Regions from separate parts of the Homo sapiens genome. Here regions 1, 3, 4, 5 and 6 are each linked to region 2. A link is a loop called in an ENCODE intact Hi-C map of the cell type or tissue named here. Cell type or tissue: OCI-LY7. All regions are shown on one strand. Region 1 has its middle 48 kb from the start of TOP3B. Region 2 has its middle 130 kb from the start of TOP3B. Region 3 has its middle 77 kb from the start of VPREB1. Region 4 overlaps TOP3B (DNA topoisomerase III beta). Region 5 holds the start of LOC105372952 (a long non-coding RNA gene). Region 6 has its middle 78 kb from the start of TOP3B.

Evidence for each region. Peaks named below come from ENCODE experiments on the same cell type or tissue, not always from the same donor. Only the 100,000 strongest peaks of a DNase experiment are listed, where the experiment ranks them.
Region 1: a loop joins it to region 2, with 2.8 times the contacts of the local background. A loop is called at or near these places in 4 of 110 quality-filtered maps.
Region 3: a loop joins it to region 2, with 3 times the contacts of the local background. A loop is called at or near these places in 9 of 110 quality-filtered maps.
Region 4: it touches region 2 in a loop (21-fold over the local background); 3 of 110 quality-filtered maps call a loop at or near these places.
Region 5: a loop joins it to region 2, with 13 times the contacts of the local background. A loop is called at or near these places in 2 of 110 quality-filtered maps.
Region 6: it touches region 2 in a loop (4-fold over the local background); 5 of 110 quality-filtered maps call a loop at or near these places.

What each region holds. Positions count from the first base shown.
Region 1 is chr22:22,027,798-22,032,797 of GRCh38, reverse strand. It overlaps the pseudogene PRAMENP, IGL and IGLV4-69. Among named protein-coding and RNA genes, the nearest start is that of TOP3B, 48 kb to the right of the region's middle. RefSeq lists a silencer at 1,274-1,393 and enhancers at 1,464-1,523, 1,664-1,743, 1,041-1,820, 2,184-2,443, 1,821-2,601 and 2 more. In OCI-LY7, CTCF peaks have their summits at 1,955 and 2,154 (motif pointing left); DNase peaks (open chromatin) are centred at 37, 267, 1,367 and 1,987; H3K4me3 peaks cover 3,728 bases; H3K27ac peaks cover 4,927 bases.
Region 2 is chr22:22,108,846-22,113,845 of GRCh38, reverse strand. It overlaps IGL. Among named protein-coding and RNA genes, the nearest start is that of TOP3B, 130 kb to the right of the region's middle. RefSeq lists a silencer at 2,114-2,183 and an enhancer at 2,504-2,583. In OCI-LY7, CTCF peaks have their summits at 2,786, 3,617 and 3,818; DNase peaks (open chromatin) are centred at 2,235, 2,705 and 3,795; H3K4me3 peaks cover 1,129 bases; H3K27ac peaks cover 1,913 bases.
Region 3 is chr22:22,165,666-22,170,665 of GRCh38, reverse strand. It overlaps IGL and the pseudogene SOCS2P2. Among named protein-coding and RNA genes, the nearest start is that of VPREB1, 77 kb to the left of the region's middle. RefSeq lists enhancers at 2,539-2,598, 2,749-2,838. In OCI-LY7, a CTCF peak has its summit at 4,612; DNase peaks (open chromatin) are centred at 1,955, 2,725, 3,495, 4,585 and 1 weaker place; H3K4me3 peaks cover 4,368 bases; H3K27ac peaks cover 5,000 bases.
Region 4 is chr22:21,970,594-21,975,593 of GRCh38, reverse strand. It overlaps TOP3B (DNA topoisomerase III beta), which reads left to right. Exons shown (of 18, transcript NM_001282112.2): 3 at 1,106-1,237; 4 at 2,876-2,982; 5 at 3,643-3,717. Among named protein-coding and RNA genes, the nearest start is that of TOP3B, 9.7 kb to the left of the region's middle. In OCI-LY7, CTCF peaks have their summits at 2,921 and 3,121 (motif pointing left); a DNase peak (open chromatin) is centred at 3,143.
Region 5 is chr22:22,295,822-22,300,821 of GRCh38, reverse strand. LOC105372952 (a long non-coding RNA gene) reads left to right here and starts at 2,670. Exons shown (of 3, transcript XR_938055.3): 1 at 2,670-3,140; 2 at 4,857-5,000. It also overlaps IGL and the pseudogene BMS1P20. RefSeq lists a silencer at 2,578-2,877. In OCI-LY7, CTCF peaks have their summits at 2,218 and 3,220; DNase peaks (open chromatin) are centred at 1,365, 2,228, 2,701 and 3,151; H3K4me3 peaks cover 3,472 bases; H3K27ac peaks cover 1,879 bases.
Region 6 is chr22:22,057,804-22,062,803 of GRCh38, reverse strand. It overlaps IGL, the pseudogene IGLVIV-66-1 and the pseudogene IGLVV-66. Among named protein-coding and RNA genes, the nearest start is that of TOP3B, 78 kb to the right of the region's middle. RefSeq lists an enhancer at 4,280-5,000. In OCI-LY7, CTCF peaks have their summits at 950 (motif pointing right), 1,857 and 2,067 (motif pointing left); DNase peaks (open chromatin) are centred at 953, 2,043 and 3,973; H3K4me3 peaks cover 926 bases; H3K27ac peaks cover 2,642 bases.

The sequences.
Region 1 (5,000 bases), 81 kb after region 2:
CCTGTGCAGTGAAGGAGAAGGCGGGGGAGAGACCACAGTGGAGACCCATACATAGCTCTACATCCTGAGGATCATCAACTGAGCCTGGGCTCTCCAAGTCCCTTGTACTCCCTCCAGCAGCTCAGGGTGAGGAGGGCATCCTTCATACCAACCAGCCTCCTCCCCTGGGCTGTCCAAGCCCTTTCCTGGGCCATGACTTCGATCCCTCCCTGAAAAGCTGACACATGAAGAGGATGGTCTTGGTTGATGCTGTTCTGTGGCTCCCTGGGGGCCTATAAGGAAACAGCTGCTGGTCTTGTGAGCAGGGGGTAGAGGGCTCCAGCCCAGGGTCAGGGAGTGGCTCTCGTATGGGGTCTCCAGCACAAGATTTAGGGACAGACCACAGAACAGCCTACTGCTTGAGGTCCAGATGCACCCATGTATCCTGTCTCCTCCACTGTTCACTTTGTCATCCCCAAGAAGGATGGAGATGGGCAGTGTTTAGGCCATAACACACCTTAGTCTCACATCTCCACAGACCCTCCTTCCTGGATATACTTGCTTAGCTCACTGTGAGGTTTATAGGGCAGTTCTGGGAGGCTGGACTCCCTGAGGAGCCTCCACTAGGGGACATCAGAGCAGGAAGCCCAATGGGGACAGGGCTCCCTCCAGGACACAGGGAGCTGCTCCCTCTTTCTTCTCCCTGGGCTGTCTAGAGCCTGCACCCAGACTGCCTTGCTTCTCTCTGGGCCTATTTCTTCTTCTCAGCCCCTCAAGAAATTTGATTGCAGAAAAGGAAAAGATTAAAAAATAAATTTAAAAATATTTGCCAGCACCAGGCATAAATTCTAGGGCAATATGACACCAAGTGCAATTTTGAGAGGAGAGAGGGGAGCCCTAGGTAGGCTTCTGATTCCTAATTATCCTTCCTTATTTGGGCACTAAGAGGCAAATAACATCTTTCAAAGGGCAGGGTCAGCACTCTCTAAATCTGTCCTGAGTACATGGAATGATGACTCTTTCAGGATTTGGAAACAATTTCTAAGGCTCATTTTTCTTCTGTCAAGAGAAAATGGTTAGCTCCACAGGCACTGAATTCAGCATATTTGGAAAATTAGGTAATATTTCATAGTCATCATGATATTTTTGTTTCTGTTTTTAGTTTTCCTGAGACTTCAGAAAACTTGAATGAGAAATTGAGAGTAGAAACATTTTAAACCAGACGGTGCTTCCAAGTGGAGTGTGTACATATAAAACATATTTGAAAATTTAAAACTTGTCATATAACAAGACCCTGAGCAGGCTGAGGTTTCTGTCCCACTTCCTCATCTGCCTGTGTCACTGTGTGAATGCCAGTGCCCCAGGTCTGACAGTAATAGTCAGCCTCATCCTCAGACTGGAGGCTGGAGATGGTGAGGTAGCGCTCAGCCCCAGAGCTGGAGCCTGAGAAGCGATCAGGGATCCCGTCCCCCTTGCTGTGGCTGCCATCACTGTTAAGCTTCATCAAGTACCGAGGGCCCTTCTCTGGCTGCTGCTGATGCCATGCGATGGCGTAGCTGCTGTGCCCACTGCTCAGAGTGCAGGTGAGCTTGACCGAGGCTCCCAGGGAGGCAGAGGCAGAGGGCGATTGAGTCAGCACAAGCTGGGAGAGAGACCCTGAAAACACAGACACCCATTACCGGCTGGAGTCAAGAAAAGAGGGAAGGACATTCCTGGCATAAGTTTGGGAGGTGGTATCAGTGAGCTGGAGGTCAGGGTGCTGAGGGCCATCCTGACCTGTGCAGTGGAGGAGGAGGGTGAGGAAGAGGAGTGGGGTCCAAGCCATGGTGCAGACTCCCCAGAGCTCTGCTGAGGCTGACAGTTGCAGGTATTTCTTACCCACCCTGTAGTCCCAGAGGAGAGAGAGGGGCCCTTCATGCAAATGTGCTCCTCTTCCTCTGCCCAACCAAATCACTCCGTGTGCCTGAGTGTCAGTCCCAGTGGTGGGGTGACATTTCTGGGAGGGGTTACCTGGGCTGGGCCTGGCCTGAGGCTCTCCAAGGGTGCAGAGAGAGCCCAGCTGCTGGCCCCAGTGAACCCTGCGTGGAGACCAAGTTCAAGTGTTTGGTTTCCCAGCTGAGAAACCCACAGAGCCCTCAGCAGCAGACCAACAGCACCCCCTTCTGCCTAGGCCCAGGTCCATCGTGTCTGTGACCAGATGCCAGTGGGTCCTGACAGAGGCTTCTGCCCGGACCAGGGCCTTGACCACGGCCTGTTCTCTGTCCAAGGGCAAAGTGGGACCCCTCGTCAGGGCAGCCTCCTATTTTATTTCAGACTTTAGTTTTCCATTTAGCCCTTTTCAGTGGGAGCGGGACACATGATCCACCCCACTTTGCAAAAGTCCTCAGGAGAAAGGTGTCTCTCATACACGTTCTATTTGGTAGGTGTAATGGGATAATTTACATTGACTGGAACAGAATGTCTCCATTCTGCAGTAATGGAGATGTTGTGAGAATGGATCGGACTGTTGGCTACATGAGCATCTGCATTTGTAAAAACCATCAAACTGTATAATTAAGACCTGTGAATTTTACTTTATATAAGTTATCTTTCTATATAATAAACAGAAAAAATAGGAGAAAATGGCTACTTTTCAGACAAAACCCGATGGAATTTGCCACCAGCAGAACTGCTCTACAGGAAATTCTAAAACTGTTTTTCAGTGAGATGAAAAATAATCTCAGTTAGTAGCTCCCCAAATTAGAAATAAATATTTTAAAAAGTAGAGAAAAGAGGGTAAACTCAAAGGAAAACTGAGTACATAAAACAATGATTTTTACATCAGTTGGTGTTACATGCATGTATGTGTAAACGTAATGGTGCATGTGTATGTACTTATGAACACATATTAATAGAGGTGCGTGCATATTTGTAAACATAACATAACTGTATGTTTTGATATTAGGTAAATTGCTAGAGAGTAAATGGAATTGAAGTTTCTGCACTCTAACTCTGTACTCCCTGAAGCTGTATTTTAGACCCTGAGCTGCCCTAGTCTTTTTATAGTTTCCCAAACAATCAAGGGGACAGATTTTCTACCTTGAAATAAAAACTTAATGTAGGGCTGTCCCCACCTCACCCCTTGGCCTGGATGCTCCCAGGCCAGCAGGAGAATGAGAAGAGAAGAGTTGAGCCTAGGGAGGTTTCCAATGGGGAGAGGACACCTGGCCTTTGATAGGCCCCGGGTCCAACAGGTCAAAGCTTTGGGCCAATCAGGGAATGGGGAACTTGCCATCTGATCAAACCCGAGGGAGACCCCGAGTGTTTTCCCAGCTGGTGGGACCGTGTCAGGAGAGCTTCAATGTCCCTGACTGACTGCAGGCCCCAGTTTCTATCAGGCCTCTTTGACAGGCCTGAGCCCTTCCCTGGAGGGTCCTAGATGGCCTGGATCAACTTTTCTGGTGCTGCTGCTGCTCATCACCTCAGAATGGATTTATCGAAATTCCAAGTTCTAGATGAGCATTGTTGGCCCAGAGGAGGCAATCTCACTGGGACTAAGTTAGAGAAGACTTCTCTTCCATCAGCATAGCATAGGAGTAATAGGCTTTTTAATTAGATCAAATAGAGCAACCCAAAAGAAGTAAAACAGGAAAAAAAAGAAATCTATCTTTCCACTTTTTAGTATCCTGGATGCAAAAAATTAAATTCTTTCTACTGCTCATGCATTGGGTAAACCCCTCACCAGTCAGTTTTAGGCACTTATTTTGTTTTATTTTATCTTTTTTTAAACCTTCATTTCTTATTCAAAAGTACATCCCAATGTCCTACAGTTAGTACTCTGCTATGTGGAAATAATAAGAAAACATCTAATTTGTTTTTCAAGTATTACATTTTTTACCCATGAATTATCCATACTGGGCCAGGTGTGGTGGCTTATGCCTGTAATTCCAGCAATTTGGGAGGCCAAAGCAGGAGGATCAGTTGAGCCCAGTAGTTACAGACCAGCCTGGGCAACATAGTGAGATCTTGTCTCTACAAAAAATAAGCAAAATTAGCCAGGCATGGTGGTGCGTGCCCGTAGGCTTAGCTACTTGTGAAGCTGAGGTGGGAGGATTGCTTGAGCCTGGGAGTTTGAGGCTGCAGTGAGCCATGATTGCACCACTGCACTCCAGCCTGGGCAACAGAGTGAGACACTGTCTCAAAAACAAAACAAAACAAAAAAAGGCCAGGCGTTGTGGCTTATGCCTGTAATTCCAGCTCTTTGGGAGGCCGAGGTGAACACATCACCTGAGGTCAGAAGTTCGAGACCAACCTCGCCCACATGGCAAAACCCCATCTCTACTAAAAATACAAAAATTAGCTGGGTGTGGTGGCGGGCGCCTGTATCCCGGCTACTCAGGAGGCTGAGGCAGGAGAATCACTTGAATCTGGGAGGCAGAGGTTGCAGTGAACCGAGATTGTGCCACTGCACTCCAGTCTGGGCAACAGAATGAGACTTTTTCAAAAAACAACGACAACAACAAAAAAGAAACGCAAAGAAATATCCACACTATATGTTTGTGTTATTAATTCAGGATTACATGATAAAACTTTTCCATCCTTTTACTTTCATTTAATGTTTTCTGTAAACATAATTATAGATACACATTAAGGTGAAAAAATATGTAATAAAGGTTTAGTTACACTTCAACCAGTTTTCCTCAAAAGTGGCATCTTACAACACAATATGCAATTTAGAAAATCAGAATGATGCAATTAACATTGAAGTAATGCTTTATGCCATTTTAACTAGGTGTTTATTTGTGTTATCATTTTACTTTTGTGTATATACTTCTATTTAGAGTTTATTATAGAATCGCATGCTTGTCTCTTGTTTTTTATTTTTCTCAGTGTGACAAACTCTGTGTTTAATATATGTGCTTAGTTCATTTACATTTAATGAAATTATTCACATGGTTGGATTTAAGCTTACAATTTTAGTGTAAGTTTCCTTTTTCTCTTTATAACTTTTGTTCCTCTCCACCCTGTTTCTGCTACTTCTG
Region 2 (5,000 bases):
TAATTTCTGCAGATCTGTTGCACAGCAATGTGAATATAGTTAATACTTATGATCTGTACACCTAAAATGATTAAGATGGTAAATTTTATATGTATATTTTTACTATAATTTAAAAATCACCATCACAGGTTTGAAATATAAATATAACTTATTTTGTATAATGTAGAGTGTGTTCACATCAATAAGAAAAACCTAATATACCGATAAGAAAGAAGGGTGGGGGTGTATCAGATGCAATCCATCCTGTCTCATGTCAGGCAGCCCTGAGAGGGATGTTGGAGTCATTGACCAATTGTCTTGTTTGACTCTCACTATAATTTGAAGCCATTACAAAGGCCCCATCCAGTCCTGGGGGGTGGAAAAGAGGAAGAAGGCAGGAGCTTCTAATGAACGATTGTCTGCACAGGCTCCTTCTTTCACCTGTGCAGAGAAGGGAGAAGCAGAGCAAGATGTCCCTAGAGTTGCTTCCTAAATACTCAGAGTGGGGGCACAACTCCCCTACAGATCTCTGATCTTCTGCCACTATTATGAAATGGAACTTGTTCATTTTAGTATCATCATCCTTATGTGTCCCCAGCCTCACTGAAATCTTGGCATGCGTATCAGATGAACTTGGGATGAAGGAGAGGGTGATAATCATGGGCCTGACAAAGTCGGTGGGGAGAGGCAGGTGCTGAGTGTCCTCTGCACACTGCGAAGTCACAAGCACAGTCATATTCCACTGTGGAAAAGACTGTTTGCCCAACATCCCTGGAACCACAAAGACCTGCATCCTCTGAACCTCAAGAGGAGTGAACAGTTCAGAGACAGGCTGGAATGAGCAGTTGTGAGGAAGGTGACCTCACTCACTCCTGGAGCTGGTCAGTGGAGCTGGGGTTGGGGCATGCTGGACCAACCAGCTGATCAGAAGTTCTCAGACCACACACATCTCTAAGTCAGGTCTAGGCCCTAGTTTGGACATGTGTATGGTTTGAATATCCCCTCCAAAACTCATGGTAGAATTTAATTATCATGGTAAAAGTAATTGGAGGCAGGACCTTTAAGAGGTGATTAGGTCATGAGGGTTCCACCATCATGAATGGATTAGTGCCCTTATCCTGGCAATGGGATAGATATCTCAAGAGTGGGCTCCTGATAAAAGGATAAAGTTCAACCCTATTTACTCATTTTCACACTCTTCTTTGCCCTTTTTCCCTGAGATAATGCAGCAGAAAGACCCTTGCCAAATTTCAGCATCTGCTTGTGGACTTCTAAGGCCACGGAAATCTCAACCAAATAAACTTTTAGTCTCAGTAAGTTACCCAACATATGATATTCTATTATATCAGAAGAAAATGGGGGAAATGGACTAGGACAGCACGTGTAGGTTATTCATCTCCTTCCTCTTCTGTAATCTTCCTGGAGGGAAACTTAGCTCTAAGAACTGACCTACTCCACTGTAGGCATCATAAGGGGAAAAGATATGAAAAATATATCAAATTAACATTTTAAGAAAAAAACACATTTTACATCTATATATCCTAGGAAAATTAGACACTGGCTGAAAAAGTAACAACAGGAATCAATCCCTGAGCCAGAGTTGGTCCCAGGCAGGACAGTGGTGATTGCACCAGGCAGAGAGAACACAGGGGAGGTCCTAGTCTCACTTCCCTGGGGTTCTGGAGCACTGTGGAAGTGCCATGGCTGCTGAGATATGTAGTAGCCTCATCCTCTGGCTGCAGCCCAGAGATGTGCAGAATTACTGCATTGGCTGAGGCATCTTTAGATTTAGAAAAGTGACCGGGGACCCTGGAGCCATGGTGCTTACTTGAGTCAGATTAGCAGACTGTTCTACACGTGCTGTCCTAGTCCATTTTCTCCATTTTCTTCTGATACAATAGAATACCATATATTGGGTAACTTACTGAGACTAAAAGTTTATTTGGTTGAGATTTCTGTGACCTTAGAAGTCCACAAGCAGATGCTGAAATCTGGCAAGGGTCTTTCTGCTGCATTATCTCAGGGAAAAAGGGCAAAGAAGAGTGTGAAAATGAGTAAATAGGGTTGAACTTTATCCTTTTATCAGGAGCCCACTCTTGAGATATCTATCCCACTGGAGATATATCATCTCTCAGGAGATACTAGAGAGCACTCCCTAGATGCTACTGGTAGCAGGATATGTGCTAGCCACCAGCAGTGAAGCCACAGCTCAGGGTAAATGTGAGCCTCAGAATTTCCCAGAGATGCAGAGAGGGAGGGTGGCTGAGTCAGAACAGGCCGAGGTGGGGGGAACCTGCAAACACAAATGCTCATGGGTGAGTAAGCAGGGATGAAATGTGAGAGTGGAACACGGGGCAAGAACTCAGACTGGGAGGCTTTCCCAGGAATCTGAGGCCTGTCCCTACCTGATAAGTGAGAGGGGAGCAGCAGGGAGGAGCAGGGGCCCCGGCCATGGTGGACACAGCCCTCCCGAGGTCCAGAGCTGGAGTGGCTGCCCTAGGCCTCTCTTATCCCCTCCACTGGCCTCACAGAGGAAGGGTTATGGATGCAAATGTGTCCCACCCACTGCCTGCCCCCACCCCACTCTATGCATTTATTCAAGACCTGGGGACTGGTGGATGAGAGAGTCTGGCAGGACCTGGGAGGAAGTGGGTGCTGGAACCACACCCAGAGAAGATGCAGCAGCTGAGTCGGCTTCAGTGAGTGCAGGCTCCACTGCCCAGCCCTGGGGAGTTTAGGGGTTGGCACAGCTATGAATAGCCACTGTGCAGACCGTGAGACAGACCCACAGTGCCCCTGCTGCTCACTGGCCAGACTGCAGTCTCAGTGGGAATCATGTGAGTGCAGTCATCTAAGGGCCTGGTCCAAACCATCCATGAGCCATGCCCCTGCTCTGTCCTGAGCTACTGGTATTAATAAACAGCCTTTTCATTGAGGGCTCCTGGATTACTAGAAGAAGGACATATGGGAAATATAACAATGGCCTAATGTGACGAGGCTACAGTGAGGGGAGAATGCAGACAGCTTCTGGAGCAAAGACCCGGGCAGCTCCTTCCACAGGGATCCACCTCTACTCACAGAATAGGAAGGAAAAACTTAACATCAGTTAGAAATACATAAACGAAGGCCTCAATTGTTTGTTCCTGTGATGATTCATTGGATGCGTTCATCCATGAATGCATACTCAAGCAACTACCCTTCAGGCTTGGGTTCCTGGTGTCACTGGATTGATTTTGTTAATCATGGTTTTCACGTATTTGTATGTATACTCTTTTTTCTCCATGTCATTCACTCAGTTAATAAGAGAGTTGTATTAATATCTGTGTATATGATTATGGATTGATTATTTCTCTTTTTAATTCTGCTAAAAGAGACAGTTTTGCTTCAAATACTTTAAAGCTATTTTATTAGGTGCATACAATTTACAGTTGTTATGTGTTGTCATTGAACACCTTATTTCACCAGTATAAAATGCCTCCCTTTTCTTGGAAAAAAATGTTTTTCATAAAAGCTTTCATACTAATACTAACTTTAGAGTAGGCAGATAGCTAGACAGAAGCAGGAGGGGCAGCCCCTGAGAAAAGGGAGTTCTGGAAAATCTCACACCCCAGAGACCACCCAAAGCACACATGCTAGATACGAACAGAGATTAGGGTAAATACCTATGCCAGAACAAAGCCCCTTAAGACACCCAGTATTCACTCACTCTGAAGTTAACCTGTCAGAATGTAGCTAGCTGCATGCTGATAATAGGGGTGAGAGCAAAGGAGAAATTTCTAAGAGAGATGCAGGTACAGTAAGTATAGATTTGACCACCATACAACCTTCCTGGGGTGGCAGTAATGAGCAATGCAGCCATTAGGTAGAATTCCTATCAAACACTGGGCCCATGTGTGTGTTAAGGGAGGGTCCCACAGCCTGGGCTGGAAACTATGTGGGGAAAAGGCAGGGACTTAAGGCTGAAGCAGAAAAACTAGAGAAAGAAAAAAAGGTGGAGACTTAAAACAGAGGTGGGAACTCCAAGAAAAAGTGCAATATCATAAAAACTCAGTGCACATTTCTCGGGCCGCTGGCTCATTCTCTATCAGCAGCCCGCTCTGCCTTATCTTCCAGAGTACACTGTCTCTCTAAATAAACTATTTGCTCTCTGTTTTTCTTCAGTAAATTCTCTTTTTTGCCTAAATTGTCTCTTGGCCAAAACTTTCTCCCAAGACAAAGGACAGAGGATTGCCATACTTGCTTTCTGTAAGTGGTTTCATGGTATTTTCTATCCCTTTTTCATGTTAATAAGAACGTTTAATGTGTGATATACCCTCTGAATAAAATTTTAAGTACATAATACAGTGTTGTCAGCTGTAAGCACAGTGTTGTACAGCACATCTCTAGAACTTGTTCATTTTGCAAACCTAAAGCTTCATAGCCCTTGAGCAGTGACTCCCCATTTCCTTCTCTCCCTACCCCTGGCAACCAGCATTCTACTCCATTTCTGCTCGGTTGAGTATATTAGACACCTCCTATAGGCCGGACGTGGTGGCTCATGCCTGTAATCCCAGCACTTTGGGAGGTCGAGGCAGGCGGATCACCTGAGGTCAGGAGTTCGAGACCAGCTTGGCCAACATGGTGAAACTGTGTCTCTACTAAAAATACAAAAATTAGCCAGGTGTGGTGGCAGGCACTTGTAATACCAGCTACTCAGGAGGCTGAGGCAGGAGAATCGCTTGAACCCGGGAGGTGGAGGTTGCAATGAGCTGAGATCGCGCCATTGCACTCCAACCTGGGTGACAAGAGCAAAACTCTGTCTCGAAAAAAAAAAATTAGATACCTCATATAAATGAGGCCGTGCAGCATTTCCCCTTCTAAGATTGGCTTATTTCACTCAGTGTAATATCCTCCAGGGTTTTCCCTGTTGCTGCATATGGCAAAATTTAATTATTCTTTTTTTTTTGAGAGACAGAGTCTCACTCTGTCACCCAGGCTGGAGTGCAGTGGCGCAATCTCAGCTCACTGCAACCTCTGCCTCC
Region 3 (5,000 bases), 57 kb before region 2:
TCTTCTCCATTAGGTCAAAAGTCCAGGCTCTTGCAGTAGAGAAAGAGCTCCTCATAGAAGCACCAAAGAAGTGGGAGGAACGAAGCTGACATGGGTTTCACTTCAATTTTATATGCCTGCTCATCAGAGTCTCCTTAGAACATTTTATATTTTGCATCCTGATTCACCGAGGAGTTTTGTTAAACAGATTATGCGTGTGAGAATTTCTCTCTCATTTTATGCAATCAAATCAACTTTAAAAGGTTGACGTTAAAATCCTGGGTTTGCCTTTTCACTATATGTGAGACCCTCTTATGTGTATAAGTAATGTAATAATTCATTTGAAGTAATCCTTATTTCAGAAATATTTCAAACTGGTGCAAATGGAAAATACTTTCACTTTTCCTTTAAGGCTAAAGATAAGAATGCCATGCTGTTTAGGTGCAACTCAATCTTCGTTAATAAAAAACAATGTAGATATAGATATTTTACCCCTTGAAGTAGTTGTGTCCCTGTTGCTGTTGATTTTTAGAAAAATGGCTTTAGAAATTCCAAGTTGTCCTTGACTTGTCTAACCATGGATATCAGCAGTTGTCTTTTTTTTTTTTTTTACCATGGAGACTAGTTTGATGTAATTTTATTCCAGATATAGGCAGGCACCTGTCTGTTTTTCAGTGCATTTAGTTACTGCTGTTACTATTTAATTAGACTGTATTAAATTTTAAAAACCTAGAAAAAATAATAATGTATTTGAAGCTTTCATTGAACATGGTAGCCATCTCATCCTGACACCACAAGATCACAGAAATGGCCAGAAGTGTTTCAGTAACTCAAGAGACCCTTCTAATTTACATGAGAAAAATATTTACAAAAATTTCTTACAAAACAATTGGAATTAGTTTTGCATTTGTACCTACGAACAAAATAAAATTAAGCCTTATTTACATGTTTATATAATTTTTGTGACAGCGAGAATAACTTACGTCAACCTTCAATGCCAGTTATACAAGGAAGAAATACGAAGACAGACATGGTCACATTTGTTGAAAAAACTGAGAAACAAGATGAGAGAATGCATGCAAACTCAGAAATAGTTACAATGACTGTTTGGTGTAATAATTTCCTTGAGCTGCCATAAAAATAACCCTACACATGTGATTTAAAATGAAAGGCATTTATTGTTTCACAGTTCTGGAAGCTAGAAATCCAAATCCATAGGGCGGGGCCATGTTCCCTCTGACACCTGTAGAGAAAACCTTCCTGGGATTCTTCCTGGCAGCTCTTCCTCTTTGCTAGTAATCTTTGGTGTTCCTTGTATTGTAGCTGAGTAACTTCACTCCATGCCTCCATATTAACATGACTTTCTCCCTGTGCCTCTCTGTCTTCTCATGGTTGACTTCCTACAAGGACCCAGGAACACTGATAAAGAGACCTCCCTACTCCAGAATGACCTCATCTTAACTATTATATCTTCAATGATCCGATTTTCAAATGATTTTATGTGCTTGAATACTGGGGTGTAGGGCTTTAACATATATTCTTTAGAGTCCAATACAACACATAACATATAGAAAAAAGAATTTCTTACAAAAAATCATTTTAATATGTTTTAAATTGTGCAATACACCTTAATTACAACCTAATAAAAAATGTTATTAATATACCAAAGAACGTTTCTTCCTTTCGTTCTTAGCTGGCAAAGTACATCGTTGAAGATTATTCCTCCTGCAAAAAAATATATTTAAATTTATTCCTTGGATCTGATGTAGGCAATACTATTCCTTTTGGATTACAAAATATTAGGAATCCGCTTTTCTGGAACAGTTCCTCCTCATTGATGGATTTCCTCAACTTTTGGACACAAACAGGAATAAATATTGATGTAGACCCTTCTGTTTACCTTTTTCTTTAAGGATAGGCAACATTTAGACCGCCTTGAGAGCTCAGGTTTCTGGTCATGTGATCCTGATATCACGTGATCATTTTCTCCCCAGGCTGTCAGAGGCAGGGTTACGTCTTGGCTCCCCATCTGGATCTTTCACTGCAGTAACCCCCACTGTCGTGTAGCTTGAGTAGTACTCAGTCTAGCCTATGGATTGGGTCCCCCAGAGGCTCAGGGCAGCTTTGCTCCCAGGAAGGTCTGAGAATCAGGTGGTCATTCAGGAATGTTTGTTGCTTGCATCATAAATCAATGTCTCAAAAAGTTGGCCAGACTTCTGTTGCATCCAGTGTGGATAGAAATTGTTGGTGACCACTCTGGTGCTGGAGCCACAGGTGAGAGTGACTGTCCCTCCTCAGGAAAGAGTCAGTGAGGGCTCCTCAGTCACCACACCCTAAGAACTGGATACTGAAACCGAAACAGACACGACAGGAATGGGGAAGAACAGAGGGCTCTCTCCATGGGCTGGTCTTTGAAATCTCCATGAACCTGGGCAAAGACTGAACAGGATGGGGAAGTGGAGGAGAAGCATCCAGGGCATGATGTAAACTTTCCAAAAATCTGCAGAGCTCTAAGATGCTGCTGGACCCTGAGATGGTTCTTTTATCTCCTATGCAGCTCCCTAGATGAAGGGCATATATTTGGTTCACACATTAATAAGCACTTTACCAAAACCATCACCAACACCATCTGCTTCTGTTGTTTTCAGCTGAGAGAGCAGCTCTACTGTCAGGGGGGCTGGGCTGCTGTGAGGTCTAATTTCACCACTTGAGAGGAAGCACCTGCTATCACCTCTAACTCAGACCAGTGAGCATGGGCCCCAGGACCCATTAAATGAGATTCGTGGGAGTTTATTTCAGGCTTTTCTCACCTCTGAGAAGACTCACAGTGTCCCCTGGGAACATCTTCAAGAGAGTATTAATGGGGAAACGATAAAAAGCTAAAGGTAGTTCTTTCTTTCAATAAATAAATGCTATTTTATTCTTTATATTTTCCACTTTAATGTTTCCCAAGTCAAACCAGAATCATTGATTTTCATGTGTTTACCTACTTATTTTTACTGTATTTTTATGTCGTGTGGAACACCTCACCCAGTGACTGAATCTCAAATGTAACCAGTTCTTGAGTCCTGCCTTAACTTTCTTTTTAAATGTGCTCTAGTTTATTAGGTTCTTTAATTTCCAGTTGGTTTGATTTTATAACTTCTCTTTTCTGAGATTTTCTTCTTTTCCATTTGTTTCAAGAGTGTTTTTAATTATTCATTGAAGGGATTTTGTGGTTGTTGCTTTAAAAATCCGTCATATGATTTTAGCATCTGAGTTTGCTTCAGTGTCCATGCGTGTCACTGTCTTCTTTCATTTGGGTTCTGAATGTCCTAATTCTTGATGTGACAATGATTTCATGAACTGAATGCTAGACACCTTAAATACTGTATTTTGAGCCTCTAGGCACCACTAATCTCCCTTTTATCAGGTGATCTTCTTGTTGAGTTGTTGAAGGACACAGGTTTGTAGGTTCAGCTTCCCACTGCCAAAGCAAAGGCAGAACGCTGGCTCTCAGTACTCCAGTGCTGCTGACACTTTCATGAGAAAAAGAGGACTCACTGACACCAGGGCAGGGAGGGGGACAGCAGGTGTGCCAACGACACTGACTTCCATCCCCAACCAGTATTCTCATTGCCAGGTGGGAGACAAAGCTCTGGTCCTCCCTGGCCCCCATAACCACCAGAGTCTGGGTTCAGGGAGGGAATACTGAGGGCTGGTGTGCTCTGCCTTGTACCATTTCATTCAACTCATTGCTGGGGATGGGGGCTGAAATTCAGTTCCTGACTGGGCCCTGCCAAAATCAGGCATAGGTGGATGGGAGGATAAACCAGCTCAAACTAGCCCTGCCATGCTCGCCTGGTTGAGGATATTGGGGTGAAAGCTCAGCTGCTCACTGAGCCCCACTGACACTACCCCAGATGGGCAATCAGAGCATGGCCCGCTCCTGCTGGGCAGGGTGTTGTTGACTAGGAGGGTTTCTGAGGCACCACAGCCTGGAGACTGCTGGTACCAAAACACGTGCATACTCCCATCATTGGTGCTGCTCCCAGTGCAGGTGCTGGGGTCATCTGTCCCACAGACCTGGACACTGCAGTTGGCTGAGTCAGCACAGAACAGGCCCAGGACCCTGAATATCATGACAGACAAAGAGTAAGAGACACAGGTTAGTGGACAGGGACACACACAGCAATCCTGGTCCCTTCATCCTCAGCCCTGACGCCTGGCCCCAGCCAGCTGAGCAGTGAAGGAGAAAAGGAAAGAGGCCACGAGCCCAGGCCATGGTGGGGACCCGCCACACAGCTGTGTCCTGAGGACCCTCAGGTGGGCCTGGATTCTTCAAGTCTCTCCTATCCTTCCAGCAGTTCAGGGCGAAGGGGGTTAGGAGGGACTTGCAAACCAGCCTCCTCTCCTGGGCTGTCTAAACCCCACCTTGGGTTCTGACTCTTGACCTCTGCCTGGAAAGCTAACCCCGGGAGAGTGTGGACCTGGGTGTGGCTATTCTGTGGGTACTCAGGGACCTGTGAGGACACAGCTGCTAGTCCCAGTGAGCAGGGGACAGAGGGCTCCAGGCCAGGACCAGGGGGTGGCTCCCAGCTGGGATCCACAGCACAGCCCTCAGGGCTAGGCCACAGCATCCCCTGCTGCCCAAAGCTCAGACACACCCATGTCTCCTGTCTCTTCCTCTGTCCACTTTGTCCTCCCTAAAAGAATGGAGCTGGGCAGTGTCCATGCCAGGCCACACCTGGTCTCAGGTCTCCACACAGCCCCTACCCCTGGACTCACCTGCCCAACTCACTGTATGGTTTACGGGACTCTGCTAAGAGCTCTGCCTCTCTGAAAAGCATTCCCTGGGTACAACGAAGTGGGAGGCCCAGCAGGGACAGGGCATCCCCTCCCTCCAGGGCACCAGGAGCTGCTCCCTCTTCCTTCCCCCTGGCTGATCAGAGCCTGTGCCCAGACTGCCAGGACCTGCCCTTGGGTTCAACCTCTCCCTCTGTGCCCCTCTTCCCTTCTGCCCCTCACTTACACAGATTGCA
Region 4 (5,000 bases), 140 kb after region 2:
GTGTTACAGGACATTTTTTCCTAATGTGATTCCACCCTGGCTGGGGTAGATTTGGTTCGGGTCGGCAGGTGGTAATGAAGCATCTCAGTATGTCACAGTGGGGTGCATTTGCTTCCACTCCTGGCAATGTGCCAAAGCTGGGGTTCCCATAAGGCACAAGGCACAATTTACAATGAAATTGAAGGACAGTCATTATCCATATGCTGGGCCTGGTGGGGCTATTAGGTACAGGTAGTAGAAACCAGCCCTGGAAGGAAGGAGACGCAGCCAGGACTACACCCCAGTCAAGGTCTGATGAGGCTATGCCCCAGGCATTGTCACCCCTGGATACTCCCACTGTCCTGTGGACCTCACGTCACTCCAGAGTAGCCAATGGACTGAGCTATGGCCACAGGCACTACTGAGACACCAGGGAGCTCGAGAGGGAATGTCTGCCACTCACCCCCAACTCTGGCCACTGGGGTGGTTGGTAGGGTGCTGTTTCCCCCTATCTTTGAATTCCCTCCAAATAGGAAGAGTTTTAGATGCTGGGTACCCAGAAATGACAGGCACCTACCTGGCCTCCCCTTGGTCCAGCAGTTGAGAGGGGAAGAGACCCTCGTTCAGCTGAGAAGGCATGGTCCGCAGGGGACGGTGCCCCAAAAGTGGTGCCCGGTGCCCAGAAGCTGAGAAAGTACAGCTGAGTATGGTCAGTGGAGAGGGTGAGAATTCGATAATTAGAAGGTCCCTGGTAACCGAGAGTAGATCTGGAGTCTGTTTTAGTAAACGATGAATAACGTTTCAATGAAGTGAGGCAAAAATGGAATTGAAGAGTGAAAACATAAATACAGAGAAAGAGCCCACCCCTGCCTGCTCCTGGCTCCCGGCAGCCTGGGGCTCTGCATCGAGAGTGCTCTGTGCTAGGTTGTTGGCAGATGCTGTTTTCCCTGAGCGCCGTCCCACCTCTCAGTGCCCAACTACCCGCACCAGTCTGCGGAATGTCGTCACTCACCACTCTGGGGAAGGAGGACTCTGGCCCTCTGGGAGGTGGCATCCGGGCTGGGGTCTCCACAGGGTCTTCAGCTCAGCTGAAGCAGCCAGTCACTTTGTGCTTCCTCATCCCCAGGGAGCCTGTCCTCACACAAAGGGCTGAACGGGGCCTGCTCAGTCCACGAGTACACTGGGACCTTTGCTGGCCAGCCAGTGCGCTTCAAGATGACGTCTGTCTGTGGTCACGTGATGACCCTGGATTTCCTGGGTAAGCCCCTCTACCCTCCATCCTACTGAAGGGAGTTCTGCATGGCACTGGCCAGGGTCCAGTTGAAGCCAGGAGATGCCTCTAGGCAGGGAAGTTTGTCCCAACTCCATGAGTCATAAGGCCAGCAGATCATGAAGTAGCAATGAGAGGGTCCCTGGTGCGGTGCCCAGAACCCAGGCTCTGGAACTCAGCCCTGGGTCCCCATCATAGCGGCACCCCTTAGTCGCTGCATTCCCTGTGTGCCTTCCTATGTAGACAAAGTGGCAGCACCTATCTTAGGAAGGGCTTGACCTGTGCAGGCATTTAAGAGAAGGCTGCTGCTGTTGCCAAGTTGACCGTCATCTGTCGGTCATTTGGTGGCTGTCGTTGTCATTCCTATATTGTTACTGTTATCAATTACCTTGGAAGCGCCAGTATTAGTGACCTGCTGGGTGTAGGTTTGGGGCCATGTGGTTGGCAAGAGTCTGATCCAGGCTTTTCCCCCTGCTCTGCCGGCTCACTGGCTGGGGATGTGGGCAATGACGGCCTCTGAGTTTACACTTCTCATAGTGAAATGGGTCTCACAGCAATGCCATCTGCTTCCCAAGGCTAAGGATTCAGTGTGACAGTGAGGGCAAAGCACTCAGCACAGGGCCCGACACACAGCAAAGCCTCAGCCCTTGTTCTTGCTGCTCATTGATGACAGTGATGACAATGATGGTGACTGAGTTGTGTGGCTGAGCATTTGGACCCCAAGTTTTATCTCCAACTGGCAGGTGGGGAGCCGGGATTTGAATTTGGCTCTGTCTGACCCCATTCTCCCAGGATGCAAGAAATGGGGCCTGGGGAGGATCGCTTGAGCCCAGGAGTTCAAGACTAGTCTGGACAACATAGTGAGACCCCTGTCTCTACAAAAAAAAAAAAAAACAAAATTCTTTTTAAATCAGCTGGCATGGTGGTGCGCACCTGTAGTCTTGGGAGGCTGAGGTGGGAAGATGGACTGAGGCTGGGAGGTCGAGACTGCAGTTAGCCGTGATCGTATCACTGTACTTCATCCTGGGTGATAGAGCGAGACCCCTGTCTCAGAAAAAAAAAGAAATGGGGCCTAAAAGAAAGCCAGACAGCTGAGCATGCAAGAACCGGGTCTCTGTAGATGAGTAGGTGAATGTGCTGGGCATGAGGCTCAAAAAGATGGTCCTTTAACAGGAACGACTGCACACATGTGTGCCCCCACAGAGTGCTGGGTGGAAGGACAAAGTTCCAGAAACTCAGGTTGGAAGTGTCAATGAAGGCACCATTGTGGGGTCCAGTGCTCAGGCAAAGAGACCCAGCCCAGGAATGGTGCTCCCAGCCACAGGGAAAGTCCCGGAAGTGAGGCCAGAGTGGCAGCCCCCCGAGAGCTTGCTTGGCTCCTGTGGTTGGCCGGGGTGTGGTGGGTCCGCTCAGCAGCCGAGCAGAAAGGAGGCTGGATGGGAGGGGGTTACCAAAGGCCTGAACCCACATCCTGGCTCTGCCTCTGATCATCAGGATGACCCTGGGCAAATTGTTCTCCAAGCTTTCCCCTCCTCATTTGTGGGATGAGGCCAACATCCTCCTGGGGTTATGATGGTCTCGGAGGCTGAGCTCCTGTGACTCAATGTCACTGTGACTGGTTTGTAGGAAAATACAACAAATGGGACAAAGTGGACCCCGCAGAACTGTTCAGCCAAGCTCCCACGGAGAAGAAAGAAGCTAACCCCAAGCTGAACATGGTGAAGTTCCTGCAGGTGCGTGGGGCTGGCCTGGGCATGAGCACACCGGGGCTCCCCACCCTCCACAGCTGCCATGTCTTTGCCCACCCTTGCTTGAGTCCTAATCCCCCTTGGACAGGGGGGCCTTTGCTAGCTTTTTCTGTGAGTGCCCCCTGCTGGCCCACGAGGCACCTGCAGGCACCCCCAACACACAAGGCAGTTGCCATTGCCAACCCTCAGTCCTGGAGAGCAGGCCTTCTGCTTTTAAAATAGCTTGTTTGGTCGGGGGGTTTTTCTCCTTAATTTTAAAACAAATGCATACAGATTATGGAAAATTAGAAAGTGCAGATAAGTAGAAAGACAGAAAAATTATGCATAATCATATTACCCAAGACGACTGCTGTTATCATTTAGGGTTATTTCATTTTAACCCTTCTTCTGGGCAGTTTTGGGGTATAAGATCATGTTGCATTTATACTTTTTTTTTTGGTCCAAAAAACATCAATTATAAACTCAATTCTTTTCTGTTGGCTGAGCCAGCCTCAACACAGCCAGCTCCTTACCCAGCCCAGGTACCAGTCCTCCTAACTGAGGTTCAGGGCCTGGGACCAAGCCCTGTCCTGGATGGGAGCACTGGGGGCGGGTGGCACAGACCGGGTCTGCAGCAGGTACGTGTGAACCTGTGCTGTGTGGCAGGTGGAGGGCAGAGGCTGCGACTACATCGTGCTGTGGCTGGACTGCGACAAGGAGGGGGAGAACATCTGCTTTGAGGTGAGTGTGAGGCTCACTTTGTTCCTCACTTTTGGCCTTTCTGACACCAGCCCCAAACTGACACCAGCAGTCAGTCACATCACTCCTGGGGCCAAAGGAGGGAGTAAACTGTACCGGTTTAAAAACACCTCTCCCCTCCCTTTATTCTGAAACTCCACAGATACTTTTAACTGCATAGGCTCTATTAAAGGTGGTCAGTTGTTCCTCCGCTTGCTGAGGCCTCAACGGTATGAGTGAACATAGGAGGGGCCAAATTGTCTGGGTGGATGCAGGTTTCAGAATGGGATTGTCTTGGGGCAGCTTGGTGTTCAGCATCTTGTGCCCAGCGTGACTTCTCAGGGACCTTGGGTTGATGCTGGTTGATTCCCGACCTCAGCACTGAGCTCCTTTTGCAGGCCTCGCTCTGCTCATCTCCTGCCTCATCCAGGATGCCTCCTGCCTCCAGCCAACCCTGGGAGCCCTGCAGAGAAGCAGGTGGCAGCTGCTCCCTGTGCACACCCCATGCCCCATGCTTGCCCCGGCCATGGTGCCCTCACAGTGGCCATGACTGCTGGTCTCACTTGGTGCCCTTCAGACTGTTGTTCTATGGGTCGCCCCCGTGCTCCTGTACCCCCAGCTCTCACCCGTGGCTCAAGAGCTGGTCAGTGAGACAGAGCTGAGGCACCTGGCGTTGCAGTACAGCACCCTCAGCAAATGCGATCACACTCTGTCTCTTCCCAGATACCCTCTCCTCCCCTGCAGGGCGGCTCCTCCCTGGGGGCCTTTGCATCTGGGAATGGAGAATGGGGGCAGCTCATGGGGCTTTCTCCCTTCAGAAATGAAGCCACTTATTCCCAGTAAGGAAGCTGCGTGGCCAGGCTCCGGCGGCGACCCTAGTCCCACTGCACGGCCTTCCTAGTGAGTCTCGGCTCCAGGACCCCTGCTGTGCTTTAGCCCGAGCTGCCCCCACCACAAGCTAGGACCACCCGTGGCCTTCCTGCTCTTGCCCATTTCCTTTCCCCTTCATTCTTTTTTCCTTCCCTGTCTTTTCTTCAGCCTCTTAAAATTTCCACCCACCCCTCCAAACCCTCCCTCCTAGAAGGCAGGGAATCGTGTCACATGGGATGGGTTTGGGGACTAAGAGGTCCCTCATGTACTTGGCAGTAGCATTTCCTGATTTGGTGGGGATGAAAGCAGAGGATTAGAAGAGAGGGCGGGAGTAAGAAGGGAGTGTTCGAGTATGTTTCTAGATGGGAGTAAAGGAAGCCATGTGGTGGGGTGTTGTGGAGTGCTCAGGGCTTCTG
Region 5 (5,000 bases), 190 kb before region 2:
TCCCATAGGAGACCAGAGCTGTGAAAGCATGCAAATAACTAATTCCTGAGGCTTCCCACATTTGGTGAAAGATATAAACTTACAGATTCAAGAAGCTGAGCAAACCTCAAAGTATACCAAAAGAAAGCAACACCAATTAAACTTTCAAAACTAAAAACAAAGACCAAAAATGGCAGAATGCCTGTAGGGACACGCCAACTCAAATGCCATGGAGGCCAGAAGGAAGTGGCACAACATTTTCAAGTGTTTAAAAAAAAAACAACCAAACAAAAAAACCAACCAAACAAAAAAACTGTTCGCTGCAAATTCTATATCCCATGAAACTACCCTTCAGAAATGAAGAGAGAAATAAAGACATTCTCAGAGGAAGAGAATATAGGAATTTGTCACTGGTCAATTTAGAAATGCTAAAAAGTGGCTACAGAAATATGTTCTGTCATTTCCACAATACAAAAAATTAAAACAAAAAAATCAAAACAAAAAAATGGCTACAGAAAGTTCTTATGCAGAAGGGATGAATATGGGACTATAGGAGGAGGGACAAAGGAAAGACCAGAAATGTGGATACATACGCGAGACAATCCACAGTTCTTAAAATCACATTTGACGACTGAAACAAAAACTATACCACCACCTAATACTCAAGCCAGTGATTTATACAAGTGGAAAAGGTAAAGAGACATAAATGCAAGGCAGGTTTCCACACTTTGAAGTGGTAAATACTGGTACCAGTAGACTACTGTATTACAATACACATATTGTAACATCCAGAGCAAACACTTTAAGACTATACAAAGAGATACGAGCAACAACATTATACAGAAATAGATCAAGATGGAGGGAAAGAAAAAGGAAACGAAAAAGCAAATAATAAAAACATCAGACATAAGCAATTATGTAACTATAAGCACCTTAAATGTAAATGGTCTAAATAAACCAAAAGACAGATTGATGGAGAGCCTATAATAAACACATGGCCCAACTAAATACTGTTCATAAGAAACTTCAAACTCACTTAAGGACCTAAGTAGGTTGAAAGTAAAAGAATGGAGAAAGATATCCTGTGAAATCATTAATTTTTTAAGGAAGCAGGAGTGAATATATTAATATCTCATGAAGTAGACTTCAAGCAAAATAATTTACCAGAGCTGGAGAGGGTCTTCGCTGAATTTTAAGATCTAAAATTTCCTATGCTGCCTTGACATCTTTGAGCCTCACAGGGCCCCAAAGGCCTAGCCGTGGGTTTTCCTGTTTCTACCAGACACCCCCTACCCTGCCACCCAACAGGAAAGGCTCCCCACCTGGCTAGTTCTTTTATCAGCCAAACAGTTGCACCTCAGCCTAAGAAGCTTCACTTCACCTGTCTGCCAGCCCATGAATTTATTCAAACAAGCCAACTGCATTCCCCCTCGGGAACCATTGGTCATTGTGTGCTCTTGTTACTATCAAGCCTGCCTGCTTCCTCAGCCCACAGCCCTCACTCCGCTACAGAGTGCGGTGCCCATCTGACCCTGTGTGGCATGCAGTGTCCTCCTCTGAGCTGTGGGTATATGTGACTAAAACACTGCTGTCAATCTCATCCATCCACGCCAGGTGTCGTGTTCAGCCATCTCCTACACTTTAGGGCAGGGACCCCTCCTTCACCAATGGGGTGAAAAGGAAGTGACCATAACAACTGCTTAATGACAAAAGGATTAACCCACCAAGAAGACATCTACTTCAACATCCTCCTCTTAGCAACTGTTAAAACTAGGCAGAGGCCGGGCACAGTGGCTCATGCCTGTAATCCCAGAACTCTGGGAGGCAAAGACAAAGGATAGCTCGAGGCCAGGAGTTCGAGCCTGGGCAACATAGCAAGGCCTCATCTCTCCAAAAAATTTTAAATTTAGCCAGGTGTGGCGGCACACACCTATAGTACCAGCTACTCAGGAGGTTAAGCCAGGGGAAGTACTTGACCCTAGGAAGTCAAGGCTGCAGTGAGTCATGTTCGTGCCACCGCACTCTAATGTAAGTGACAGAGTGAAACTAGGCAGAAAAGGAGCAAGGATTTACAAAAGATCTGAACAGTCAACCAGCAAAATCTGACATCCGTATAACACCCCACTCCCCAACAGCAAAACACACACATTTTTAAAGCCAATAGAAATCTACCAAGATGAAGTACATTTGGGGCAATAAAAGAAATCACAGCCGTGCCCCTCTCTGCGCTTTCTTTTCTCACCATGGGGAGGCGTTTGGGGGCCTCTTGAGGGACCCCCTAGATGCTTCTACTCAGAGCCCCCAAAGCCGGGGAGCCTCCACTCCTCTGTATGCAGCCTCCCCTGTCGGTTCTCGCTACCCAGGGTTCAGTGGCCTGGGGGCTGACGGAGGGGGTCGCCTCTGCCAAGGCCCCTCCCGGCGCCTCCCTAGCTCATCCAGCCCACCTTCCTCCCACGCTGGCTCACGCAAAGTGCTCTGGTTACCAGGAGCCCTTCCTGACCAGCCCCGGCCCCTTCTTGGCCTTCGCCCACCTGGCCTCCCCTGGAGCCCTGACCTGGGTGCCGGGCCTGCTGGGTCCAGAGCCCACCCCGCCCTGAACAACCCCGAGTCTCAGCCACCCTCAGTTCTTACCCTTTCACAGCTGGGGAGTGGAGTCTGGGCCGGCGCCTCGCTGTGCCGCGCTGTGCGCCTCTCCGCGCCTGCGCCGCCGCTGTGCCCCTCTCCGCGCCTGCGCCGCCGCTGTGCGCCTCTCCGCGCCTGCGCCGCCGCTGTGCGCCTCTCCGCCGCTGTCCGCCTCTCCGCCGCGCCGCCGCTGTCCGCCTCTCCGCCGCTGTCCGCCTCTCCGCCGCTGTCCGCCTCTCCGCCACGCCGGCGCTGTGTGCCTTTGCGAGGGCGGAGCTGAGTTCTCCTTTGCACAGACTTCGGAGATACAGCGAAGGCAGAGCAATGTTCTCCTCAGCACAGACCCGGGCGGGCGGGCCGGTGGCACCGCGAGGGCGGAGCTGCGTTCTGCTCTGCACAGACCTTGGGGGCACTGCCTCGCTTTGGGACACCTCGGGGCCGCATCGACGGTGAATAAAATCCTTCCTGTTTGCAGCCCTGTTTGTGGTTGGTGGCAGCGATGGACACTGCAGCCAGCCAGAGCGTAGAAAGGCGTTGGGGTAAGCGCGCTATCCAGGCTGCACTGCGGGTGGCCTGGGACCGGTTGGGAGCCCTATCTCAGGCGTCACTGCCCGTCTTGGGTGGCTGGTTGGGTGTGCTATCTGGGGCTGTGCTGCCTGCACGGGGGGATGGTTTGGGAGCCCAAACCGGGGCTGCACTGCCTTTGGCGGGGAGCCGGTTGGGGGCACTATCCCAGACTGTATTGCTGGCAACAGTGAGGTGGGCTAAGTGTGCTATCCGGGGCTGCACTGTGCGGCTGTGGGCGGTGGGGGGGTGGGTGGCGGTTTCGGGTTGAGGGCGCTATGGGGTGCTGTAATGCCCATGGTGCGGGGAGGCGGGGCGGCTTGGGTATGTTGGGTGTGCTGTTGCGGGGGGGCGACACTGCTGGTGGTAGGGGGCAGGGTGGGTTGGGGGCCATATCAGGGGCTGTACTGATTGCTTTAGCTAGGATTTCTGGTACTATGTTAAACAACAGTGGTGACAGGGGGCATCCTTATCATGTTCCAGATCTTAGAGGAAAAGCTTTCCGTTTTTCCCCATTCCATATGATTCTAGCTGTGGGTGTCTTTCCTGTAGTTTTTATTATGTTGCGGTATGTTTCTTCTGTGCCCGTTTCTTTGAGGATTTATAGCATGAAGGGATGTTGAATTTCATCAAATGCTTTTTCGGTTTCAGTTGACGTGATCATACTGTTTTTGTCGTTTATTTGGTTGATATGATGTATCACATTGTATGTTGAGTGACCCTTGCATCCCAGGGATACATCCCACTTGATCATGATGAATTATCTCTTTAATGTATTACTGAATTTGATTCACTGGTATTTTGTTGAGGATTTTTGCATCAATATTAGAGATCCTGGCCTGTAGTTTCCTTCTTTGATGCTTTTGTCTGATTTTGTTATCACAGTAATAATGGTCTCATAGAATAAGTTTGGAAGTATTCCCTCCTGTTTTTCAAAATAGTTTGAGCAGGATTCGTACTAGGTCTTTAAATTGTTTGGTGTGAAGCCATCAGCAGTGAAGACATCAGTTCCTGGGCTTTTCTTTACTGGGAGACTTTTTCTGATGGCTTCAATCTCATTACTTGTTACCAATCTGTTCTGGTCTTGGATGTTTTCATTGTTTAACCTAAGTAGGTTGTATGCATCTAGGAATTTGCCAATTTCTACTAGGCTTTCCAATTTATTGGCATATAATAGCCAGTTATGATCCTTTGAATTTCTGAAGTATTAGTTGTAATGTCTCCTTTTTTTAATCTGTTGATTTTATTTATTTGAATCTTGTCTCTTTTCTTAGCCTGGTTAAAAGTTTGTCAATTTTGTTTAGCTTTCCAGAAAACCAACTTTTCGTTTAATCTTGTGTGTTTTTTATTTCAATTTTGTTTCTGCTACGATCTTATTTATTTTCTTATTTTCGGTTTAGTTTGTTCTTTACTAGTTCTTTAAGATGTATTGTTTATTTGAAGTTTTTCTTTTGTTTGGATGGTAGGCACTTGTAGCTGTAAATCTCTGCCTTTGTATGGCTTTCTGCGTAACAAGTTTTGGTATACTGTGTTTTCATTACCCTTTGTTTCATGAAATTTTTGAATTTCTGTCTTAGTATCTTCATTGACCTGCTAGTCATTTATTCAGGAGGGTAGTGTTTAACTTCCATGTGATTGTATTGTTTCCAAAATTACTTTTCTTATTGATACCTAGTTTTATTCCTTTGTAGTGAAAGAAGATGGCCATGGAGACAGACAGCAGCATGGTCAGAGTGGTAGGAGCCGGCCATCAGCGAGAGCTGCTCCATGCCTGGCTGCTGGATGCTAGAGCCTGCGGCCCACTGGCTTGCCTCACTGTGGTTGCTGGTGGTGGT
Region 6 (5,000 bases), 51 kb after region 2:
TTAAAATTTCTTTGAGCAAATGGAGAAATAATGGAGTTGAAGTATTGGTCAAATAAGACCAGTGTTTCTGCCTCTTTGAAAATAGTTTTTGTCAACTTTTAATTTTTTTGTTTTTTTAATGTTTTTTTCTTTGTTATTTTCCGTTATATATGGCAATATGTTCCTGTGTCTTGAACCTACCTCATTATTTTGCTTTGACAAATGGAAATTTTAAATAATATAATGTGACAGTTCTGGAAATTAGAACTTTTTTGTAAAGCGTTTTGGTTGATGTTGTTGCTGTTTTTGCTATAGTTGTTATTGTTGATGATGTATTGTTTCATGGTTTTCCAGGAGGGTTCTGCAAGTCTGTATTCTTTGCATGTGAAGTTAATGAAGTCTCTGCTCAATCACATTAGTAGTTTCCTAATTACTGGACAGATATTTCCTGAAGCAATACTTCCTTCAGCTTTTGCCAAGGACTCCATGAGATGTACTTATTTTGAAAATAAATAAATAAATAAGTAAATAAATGAAATCCTTCATTCCAGATCAGGGTTACCAGGATGATATTCATGGCTATTTCTATTCCTCCTTCTTTGGTAACTTTCTGCTTATCTGTTGTCATCTTCAGTGTGTTGGAAATAAGTTCTCCTCCTTATCCCTTACTCCCAAATCCCAGGCACTGAACACCTGAGAATACCTTCAGAAACCCCCAAAGGGTTTAAAGCTTTTCATCTCAATCTCTATAAATCTTTATTCTATTTTTATTTATCTGGAATATGCTTTCTAGCATGTTGATAGACTTCTAAAATTTATTTAAGTCAGAAGTTTTCTTCTAAGATTGATCATTTAAATGATCTCAATAAGACAGGACTGAGGTATGCAGCTGAGTCCCAGTGTCTGAATATGAAAAGGAGAATTTCTTTGCACCCCCCTATATAGCCACAATACACCAGACCAGCAGGAGGAGACAGGCTCTGTTGTAATATTTGCGCAATAGTTACAGATCAGAGTGCACTCCCTAGAGGCCTGGCCTAAAAAGCTGTTTCCAAGGGAACTTGAAGCAGGAATCAGAAAATATCTGGCTCTCTACTCGTAAAATTAAAGTACACACACACACGCATTCACACACACACACACATAACATATTTGAGTATGCAGGTCAGCAGACACTGGTTCTGAGAGCCATTTTTCAACCTTGGTAGCAGAGTAGAAAAACAGTTTTTGTCTCATTTCCCCATTTATCTGTGCTTTACCCAAACGGCACACCAATGCTACAATCTGTACCACAGATATAGTCAGCTCCATCCTCAGACGGGATTGTAGAAATGACACTATAGTGGTCAGCTCCAGTCCTGGAGACTGAGAACTAGTGACTGGGAATCCCAGCCCCCTTGGTGTGGCTTCCATCACTCTTAAGCTGCATCAGGTACTGATGGGCCTTCCCTGGCTGCTGCCGAAAGCATTCAATGGCATAGCTGCTATGCTGACTGCTGAGTGTGGGCGAGCTTGGCCAGGGCTCCCAGGGAGGCAGATGCAGAGGTCGACTGAGTCGGCACGGGCTGCCAGAGGGATCCCGAAAACACAGACAGCCATTATACACTGAATAAAGCAGAACAGGGAAGGACAGTTCTGGCATGAGTTGGGAGGTGGTGTCAGTGAGCTGGGGGATCAGGATGCTTTGTGCTGTCCTGGACTGTGCAGTGAAGGAGGACAATGAGGAGGAGGAGTGGGGTCAAGGCCATGGTGCAGACTCCCCGGATCTCTGCAGAGGAAGCCACGCGGCAGGTCTCTCGTGTTCACCCTCTAGCCTTAGAGGAGAGAGATGGGCCTTTCATGCAAATGTGCTCCTCTTCCCCTGCCCAAGCGTGCCCCTCCCTGGGCCCGTGTGCAGTCCCAGTGGCTGGGTCATTTCTGGGAAGAGTAGGCCTGGGATGTACCTGGACTGAGGCTCCCAAAGGGCCCAGAGAGGACCCAGCTGCTGGCCCCAGTGAGCCCTAGGCAGAGGCCAGGGCCAGGTATCATTTCCCAGCTAAGAGCCCCACAGACTCTAAGTGCCAGCCCCACAGCGCCCCCTGCTGCCCAGGCCCAGGTCCATCGTGCCTGTGACCAGAGGCCAGGTGGACCCAACAGAGTTGCCATCCTCCACCGGGGCCTTGACCAGTGCTGGCTCCCTACCTCAGGGCAGAGTGAGGTTCCCTCTCAGGGCAGTTTTCTACATCATCTCAGTCTTTAGTTTTCCACACTGGCCTCCTCAATGGGAAAAAAGACACACAATTCACCGCACTTTATAAGGAGTCCCCAGGGGAAGTGTGTCTCAGGTACACATTCTATGTGGTACACATATCTATTCTGTAATGGAATAATTTCATTGACTAGAACAAAATGTTTTAATTCTGCAGCAATGGAAATGTTGTGAGTACGCATGGGGCACATGAGTATATGTGTTCATAAAAAGCACACTGAAATTTACAATTAAGATCTGCAAATTTCACTTTACATATTATGCTTCAAGATAAGTTTTAAAAATAAAAAAGAGAAAAAATACCATTTTTTCAGATCAAAAAAATAGAATTTGCCACAAGATCTACTCTAAATGAAATTCTGAAGCTCTTTTTTAGTAAAATCTCAGTAAGCAGCCACCAAAATTTTCAAGAAATAAGTGTTAAAGAAAGTGGGGAAATGTGGAAAAACCCAAAGGAAAATTGAGTCTGTAAAACTATGATTATAATAACATCAGTTGATGTATAAATGCATATATGTATAACATAAAGCATATGTGTGAACTTATGAACATGTATTAATAGATTTGTGTGCACATGTGTAAATATATGACATAACTATGTTTTGACATTATATACATTTGTAGAGATTAAATGGAATTGAAGGGTTTACACTCAGACTCTACTCTCTGAAGTTTTATTTTAAACACTGAGCACCCCTAGTCTCTTCATATTTCCCAATCAGGGGGACAGCCTCCAGGGGATATTCCAGTTTGCATTTAGTCTCCAGAGAATCCCTTTCTTGTGATGATATATAGGAGTAACGCCCCACCCAAATCCCCTGAGCAGGACAATGTATGATAAAAGCTTCAGATCAAAGGGCAAGGCTGCTGCAGTCAGAGGGTTAGCGTCCTGCAGGGATCTCAAAAGGGCATCCAGCATAGTGAATATGAACAAAGGGATCACTTCTATTCTTTAACCAGAGTTCCCCAGCACACTTGAGGGTCCAGGGCATCTGTGATATGCAATATAATCCCATTATCACATGGTCTGTGACAATCCCAACCAAGCAATCTGACCACCATCACAAGGGGTTGCCTCCCCTCCCCAGATCAGCTCAGCTGTTTCATGCTCCAAAATATTCATATTCAGGAGGAAGAACTTTCCTCACTGGGCACCACCTGCAAAGGAAACAGAACAATGTCCTGTGGCATTGGCACTAATCAGGCTTTATTGGGGGCATTTTCAGGAATGGACTCAGCAAGGGTCGCAGCCCTTGTACCTCTCATCAGCCTCATAAGAAGCAGAGCTGGCCTGGGCTAGGGAAGCTGGGTGGATTTGGGGCTAAAGTTCAGGATAAGTACTTTGCAAAATGCTTTACCTTTTAACACATTGAGTGGGTGACAGGCCATAAATGGAGATGTAATGAGAGGAGAGTCAGAAGCTGCTCAGGGGAGGTGCAAGGCCAAGACTGAAATCAGTGCTTGTGGCACCTGGAGAATTCCAGAGAAGTTGAGATCTCTGGGGAGGAGCCAAGAGTAGTCCAAGCTAACTAACATAAGGAAACCCTGAGTTAGACTTTGGAGTCACCCACAGACTGTCTTGTTTGACTCTCACTATTAATGGAGGCCAGTAGAAAGGTCCCACCCTGTACTGAAGAATGAAAAATACAAACAACAAAGCTGCTACTGATGAGCCACACTCGGTCCCAGACAGTGTATTGTTGCCTGCACAAGGCAGAGAGAATGCAGGGGAGGTTCTAATCTCACTTCCCCGTAAGTCTGGAGCACAGTGAAAGTGCCACTGTTGCTGTGATATGTAAAATAGTAATAGTCGGACTTGATCTCAGGCTGCTCAGAAATGTGCAGAATCCCTGCACATTGCCCGAGGGATCTTTGGATTCACAGAAGTGACTGGGGACCCCAGAGTCCTGGTGCTTACTTGAGTCTGAGTAGTATCTCAGGAGATACTGGGGAAGGCTCCGTGACTTCTGCTGGTACAAGAATATGTGACAGCCTCCAACAATGCAGCCACTACTTGGGGTACAGGGAAGTCTTATAGCATTTCTCAGATGTGCAGAGAGGGAGGGCAGCTGAATAAGCAAAGGCTGAGAGAGGGAACCTGCAAGCAAAGATGATCGTGGGTGAGGAATCAGGACAAAGGGTGAGAGTGAAACACAGGGCAAGAACTCAGGCTAGGGGGCTTCCCCAGGACGTGAGACCTGTCCCTACCTGAGAAATGATAGAATATCACAGGAGAATAGGTGCCCAGGTCACAGTGGACACAGCCCTCCTGAGGTCCAGAGCTGGAATGGCTTCTCCAGGCCTCTCTTATCCCCTTCAGTGGCCTCACAAAGGAGGGGTTATGGATGCAAGTGTGTTGCTCCCACTGCCTACCCCCAACTCTCCCGATGGATTTATCAGTATCTGGGAGCTGTTGTCGGGGTGTCTGGCACACAGGACTTGGAAGAAGGTGGGGGTGCTGGGACCATATCTAGCTGCTAAATCTGTGTCAGTGAGTGCAGACTCCATCTACCCAGCCCTGGGGAGTTTGGGGGGGGTGGCAAGTTTTGGGTTTTCACTGTGCAGACACTGAGTGTGACTCACAGTGCCCTGTGCTGCTCACTGGCCAGACAGCAGTCTTTCTGTGAAAATCACATGAGTGGAGTCACCTGAGAGCCTGGTCATTGCTAATCCACAGCATCCATAGACCACACCTTTGCCCTGTCTGGAGATAACTCATATTAATAAACAGCCTTTCCACTGAGGATTTCTGAATTACTAGAAAAGCAAAAAT